Regions from separate parts of the Homo sapiens genome. Here region 2 is linked to region 1. A link is a contact called in ENCODE Hi-C or POLR2A ChIA-PET data. All regions are on one chromosome and are shown on one strand. Each heading gives the region's core, a stretch centred on a gene start or an enhancer-like site at or near the end of the contact. The rest is flanking DNA. Distances are from core to core; before and after follow the strand shown.

The links. Hi-C counts contacts between places; a loop is a spot of excess contacts on that map. ChIA-PET counts read pairs that join two places held with the same protein, here RNA polymerase II (POLR2A).
Region 2: a map of PC-3 shows a loop between it and region 1 (4-fold over the local background). The contact joins two enhancer-like sites. A Hi-C loop is called at or near these places in 1 of 168 maps with a recorded cell type or tissue (PC-3). POLR2A ChIA-PET finds 5 or more read pairs at or near these places in 1 of 52 experiments (T-cell).

What each region holds. Positions count from the first base shown.
Region 1 is chr7:13,848,946-13,852,188 of GRCh38, reverse strand. No RefSeq gene overlaps it. Among named protein-coding and RNA genes, the nearest start is that of ETV1, 140 kb to the left of the region's middle. Within about 2 kb of position 1,913, at least 11 of the 41 ENCODE cell types and tissues checked have a DNase peak (open chromatin) inside an H3K27ac peak, as active enhancers do; they include PC-3, where a contact is called at or near this core.
Region 2 is chr7:13,777,589-13,780,461 of GRCh38, reverse strand. No RefSeq gene overlaps it. Among named protein-coding and RNA genes, the nearest start is that of ETV1, 210 kb to the left of the region's middle. RefSeq lists an enhancer at 598-1,797. Within about 2 kb of position 1,286, at least 2 of the 41 ENCODE cell types and tissues checked have a DNase peak (open chromatin) inside an H3K27ac peak, as active enhancers do; they include PC-3, where a contact is called at or near this core.

The sequences.
Region 1 (3,243 bases), core at 664-3,163:
GAAAAATATTGAAAGGAGAAATATTGGACTTCTTGCTTCAGTCAAAACATGATATTTCTAGCATCGCACTCTGGATCCTGACTGATGTTGTGAGAATGTCCTTCACAGATCTCTTGGACTCCTGCATGTCTTGCCAGTATGCCATGAATGCAAGGCACTGACTGCTCTTTAAGGGAACCATTTCCCAGGGCTGTGTTTACAGAGAGCATCCTCAGGGGATTAGGTAATGTCTTCATGACAAGCAGCAGGCTTGCTTACTGCTTACTGTGAAAATTGTAGATCTCCTAGGTGCAGTATTCCTCCTCTGTAACACAATCCACTGTGCATCTATCCGGGCATTGTGCGCCACCCCCATGGACTTGGGAGGGGGCAGCAAGAGAAATCGACACAAACATGTTGATGCTTATGCTGCTTGCTGTGCCATGCATGATTAATGAAGTCCTTTGTCTCAAAACCAGGAGTCTCCTGTCTCCTGCCAGTATCTATGAAGCAGAAACAGGCAAACTTATTAGTTTTAAGCAGGATAAAATCAAATTCCAGACCTGACAACTGGGGCACACAATTTGCATCTCACATACTAAAGAGGGGCACCCAGTTCCATGCTTTCTTTTTCTGTTAGGTGATGAGCTTCATGAAGACAGAAATTTCGATTTTATTTTATCCACTTTTGTAAGCCCAATAGCTTTATATATTTTGCAACTGTATCAGCACTCATTAAATATTTACTGAATAAATTAATGAAAGGTATGAATACATCTTGCTTTCAACACCTTGAAACATTCATTAGAATACCACAAAATCTCTGTGGAAATATAGATTAACATCCTTTATCTCTGAAATTCTGATTTTGTAATTTTGATTTTTTTAAATGTGAGAATGAAAGTTACTTTGTGAAGTAACTTGTAAGTTACAGGTTCTCAATATTAATCACCTACTTCTCTATCCCTTATTTCCAAATCATTCATTTTTTTAAAACAAACTATAAGCAATCTCTGGTGTCTGGATTTTTTTTTTATATTAAGAATTTCAACTTAATAATGCTCACAGATAGCTGCAGTTTCCTTAAAAGATTCTGACTCTCCTGGTAAGATCTCTGTGGAATAAAATCAGGCGTTTATAAGATGAGTTCAAGGAACTATTACTTCTCTTGCTTTCTTAAAGTAAAAGCATCATCGCTATCAACTACTATTAACTGAGAACTTTATATCTTGAATGGCATGGATGCTACCTCTTCTTTACCATTTCTGCATTATCATGCCGTTGGAATACAACTATCTTTAACTTTGTAAGTTATGATTCTTACAGTAATACAGTAACCGTATACGTTGTGAGTTTTCAGATTGATTTTTTTTTTCCCCAGACAGCCCAAAGACCCCCTGTAATTATCCCCAGAAATTCAGCAATTACGTATCACTGGAAGCTCCTGGTGCCCTCTGAAGCCTAATTGCCACCCAGTCTCTGATTCCACAGCTGGGAGTCATGGTTTCATGGCTCTGCCTTGGAGAGGCTGGCAGAAAGCCAGTAAAAGTAAACCAGTAGGTAGGTAAGAGTCAAGTGAAATGGGCCAACATGGTGGAGTTTGCCAACCTCTGAAGTAAGAGCTTAGCTCTTTGGTTTTGGAATGGCAGAATACATTTTGGTTTTAATTTTCTAATTTGTGGTTAAAAATGCCTCAAGATTTAGTCAAGGATTAATCCTGTGGTTTAACTTCCTTTTTCCTGGGGGTATGAAATGTTTGAGTCAAGCCACCAACCCATATCCCAGCAAATGAAACCTATTTGCATTTCTCATGTGTGTAAGCCTAGTAAATGTTGATTGCTTCCAGCTCACTGACACAGCAGCAGTGTGCTTTCCATTTTGTTACCAAATAATCAAACCTCAAACAGGCACTGTCTCTGGGCTTAACAGGAAGCATGACTCACACCTCTAACCACGAGAAGGCGAAACAGCAGTGATGCACTTAACTTGTTTAAAATGCTTGTTAGCATCAACTTTGTAACATACATTAGAAACAGTGGTCTTCCCAGCACAGTCTCTCCTGCCGAGCATGGTTAGGGGCTGAAGGGTAATTTTACTTCAATAAGAGAGTGTGTGAAATAACATACCGTGTTCTAATGGGCCCGGCAGAAGAACCCCACCATACGGATTTTATAATTATAGATTTATTTTTCTGCATCTCTGCTTATGTATCAGGATCTTTTTCCAGTCGAAATGCAAGAAAACTCCACAACCAAACAACAACCACCACCACAAGCACCACAAAAATACACCTCACATTGGCTTAAACAATACAGCTAATATTTCGTTAGTGGACTTTAGACAATATTTGAAGATCAGGCTTGTGCTCTGTATTCTCTAATTATCTCAGGCATTTTTCTCTTTCTTTCTTTTTTTCTTTCCTTCCTTCCTTCTTTCCTTTCTTTCCTTTTCCTTTTCCTTCCTTCCTTCCTTCCTTCCTTCCTTCCTTCCTTCCTTCCTTCCTTTCTTTCTTTCTCTTTTTCTTTTCTTTCACTGTTGCTGTTTGCTTGTTTTGTCATAGTAAGAAAATGGCCGCAGTGGTGTCAGGGTTCCTATCTCTAACCACAAGATCTGGAATAATAGAGCTTTTTATCTTTATTCAACTACTGAATAAAAGTATTAGGCTTTACTGATTAGACAAAATTAGGTCATTCACATCCCTGCCTCTGAACTAACTACTAATCACTGTGGACAATGTAGGGCTTAGGCCTGTACCCCTGACCATCCTGAACCTGTGAAAGCAAAGGCAGTTTACTGGATGAGGCCGCTTAGCCCTCTCCCATCACCCCCCAGAGATAAGAGAGGGCTTGTCCTGCCAAAGTCAGCTAAATCCAGGACACAACAGCATGGCAGTGACATGGTGATTCCAGGGAGGAAAGCCACAATGTCACTATACTGTGCAACCCAGTATTGGCCTAAATTGTGGAGCTTTATGTTGGTGACTCCAATGTTAGCAAAATTATCTTTGTGATTTTGCCAAATCTCCTAATCTGATTCCTCAGTTGTACGTCCATTTTCCTTTTACAGTGGATATTTCCTACAGAACTACTCCTGGGCTTTAGCTGTGTGTGTGTGTGTGTGTGTGTGTGTGTGTGTCTGTTTTAAATTTGAATCCAGTTTATGCAACCTCATTCCAACACCAAAAATAATTCAGTCACTTAAATGCCATATGGAATAAATAAATGTTTCAAAACAAATCAAACTTAATTCCCTGTAAAAATCCTC
Region 2 (2,873 bases), core at 37-2,536, 71 kb after region 1:
GAAACATTTTTTGGAGTGTTATTCACAATAGTTAAATTAACCATTCAATTATTTGAGCTAGAGTAAATATATAAAAATATATCAGCATATCAATTTTCACAAATATGTTTGCACATAGAATTATATTTCCTTGCCACTATGAGCAGAGTTAATTACACATATGTGAGTTCTAGTTGAAGAAAGCCCAATGTACCAGAACGTCAGAGATTGCTGGTTTGGGAGTTCTATTCTTATACTACTAATGCATCTGAACATCCCTTTTTAATCTTTCATATTTTTTGCATGTAAAATTTTTAGAAGTAATTTAATGCCTTATTCACTTAATAAAGATATTTTGTATTATCGTTTTAAATAGGTGGTTAAGAGTCACTATAACTACATCAAAATATGATTCAATTTATAACTGCCTTATGTCACTTCTCAGGGAGCATTTGACTTCCTGGAGTGAACTAGGAAGCTGCCCTTGCAATTGTATCAGTGTATTTGCTCCCATCACACTCTCCCTAAACTCTCCTTTGGTCCCCAGTAGCTCCTGCATATTTTGAGACAGCATAGCACACTGGTTAGGATTCACAATGGACTCCAACAGACTTGAAGCCATGCTTTACTTATGTCACTTACTGTAACAGTGGACTTTATATGTCAACCTCACAGGATCATGGGACACCCAGACATTTGGTTGAACCTTATTGTAGTATATCTTTGAGGATGTTTCTGGATGAGAATAACACCTGAATCTGTAGAAGGAGTAAAGCAGATTGTCCTCCTCAGTGTAGACGGGCCTCATTCAATCTGTTGAAGGCCTGAATAGAACAAGAAAGGCTGAGTAAGAAAGAATTCTCTCTGTGTGCCTGTATGGGAGCTGGGATATCTGTCTTCACTTGCCTTCAAACTAGGACTCTGACCAGAACTTACACCACTGGCTCTGTTGCATTTTAGATCTTCACACTCATACTGGAATTATATTGGCTCTCCTAGGACTAAAATTCTTAGCCTCCATAATTGTATAAGCCAGTTCCTTATAATAAATCAATAATCTATCTAGCTACCTATCAATCATTTGCTAATTGATCCACACATCCTAATGGCTTTGTTTCTCTGGAGAACACTGACTAATACAATGACCATTTATTTTATTTGTGGCATGTAGCTTTTTCTTTAGTCTTCAGTTTTTTGAATCATAAATATGTGGTATACCACTCAAAATCTGCCTAGCACTCTGCCCACACTCCAGAACTGAAGTGCTTATCCTGAAGTTGCCTGGCAGGGTGGCTGCTGCTGACTCACAGATGAGTCCCCTTCCGGAGACTGCCCCTGCCCTCACGCAAGGCCTCAACCCTCCCTTGGTGCCACCCACATCCAGGAACTACCACTGAGGGTGTATATGCCCCCAGCCACTTTGCCACAATTTGCACAGCTCTGCAGTGCTCTCCCAGCTCCAGTGCTCCATCCAATTAGAAAGGGCTGAGACTTGTGATCATACCACAATACAACTTTTTCCTATCTTGCTAACCCCCCCTTCCATTACAGATGTTAATCCGGAGAGCTCTTCCCAATAAACTTCCTGTATTCTAATACCTGTCTCGAAGTTTACTTCCCAGGGTACCTGATCTGTAGCAGTACTTACCTCATAGGGATAGCAGTGAGGTTTAAATAAGGGAAAATCTTAATAAATGTTACCTGCTAATATCATCATTATTAATAAGGATGTATTGAGCTGTACTTTCAGCCCAAATGCTTTTACAGTTACAGTCAGATGCTCTATCTTAGTATCAGATTGGTGAGGGTTGAAATCTGATTCTGTCACTTATTGGCCATGTCATAATTTGCTTCACTTTCCTGTGTCTCAGTTTCTTCATTTGGAAATGAATAAAGATAATTCCACATTACAAAGTTATTTTGTGGGTTCAATGAGATAACTACATGTAAAGGGCTTAGAACAGTGCCTGGATCACAGGAAATTCAATGAATGCTAACTATTATTATAACTCCTATAATCATTGTTCTCTACTTAGCCCCAATAATGTAACAAGATGTCTCTGCCATAGCACTCACTTCAGGACACCTAGAGTTTGAGACATCAACTCTAGAAACTATCCTAGATAGATTATTTCTTTTTTTTTTTTTTTTTTTTTTTTTTTGAGATGGAGTCTCGCTCTCTGTCACCCAGGCTGGACTGCAGTGGCATGATCTAGGCTTACTGCAAGCTCCGCCTCCCGGGTTCACGCCATTCCCCTGCCTCAGCCTCCCGAGTAGCTGGAATTACAGGTGCACACCACCACACCTGGCTAATTTTTTTTTGTATTTTTAGTAGAGTCAGGGTTTCACCATGTTGGCCAGTCTGGTATTGAACTCCTGACCTCAGGTGATCCGCCCCTTTGCCTCCCAAAGTGATGGGATTATAGGCGTGAGCCATGGCACCCTGCCAGCTTGAGTAGATTCTAAGTCCTGGGACAGAATAGTATACTGGGAGGAAACAGGGGACGAGAACTTAGGACTACAAAACTTGGATCTAAAGTTGACTCTCTCAGGCATGTGTCTTTCATGAAAAACTTTGCTTTAGAAACTTTTGTTTTACTTATTTTTAAATAAATTTTTACTTTGGAATAATTTTTGGTTTACAGAAAAGTCACAAAGTACAGAGCGCCCAAGTTCCCTTCACTCTGTTTTATTCTAGTGTTCACAACCACAGTACATTTGTCAAAAGTAAAAAATTAAGTTTGCCACAATACTATCCACTAAACTAGAGACATTATTCATATTTCACCAGTTATTTCACTCTTGTTAGTTTTAGTTCCAAGATCCAATTAAGAATACAATATTGATCTTAGTCAATTGTCTTGTCTTCTTACTCTTTAGATTTGTGATAGCTT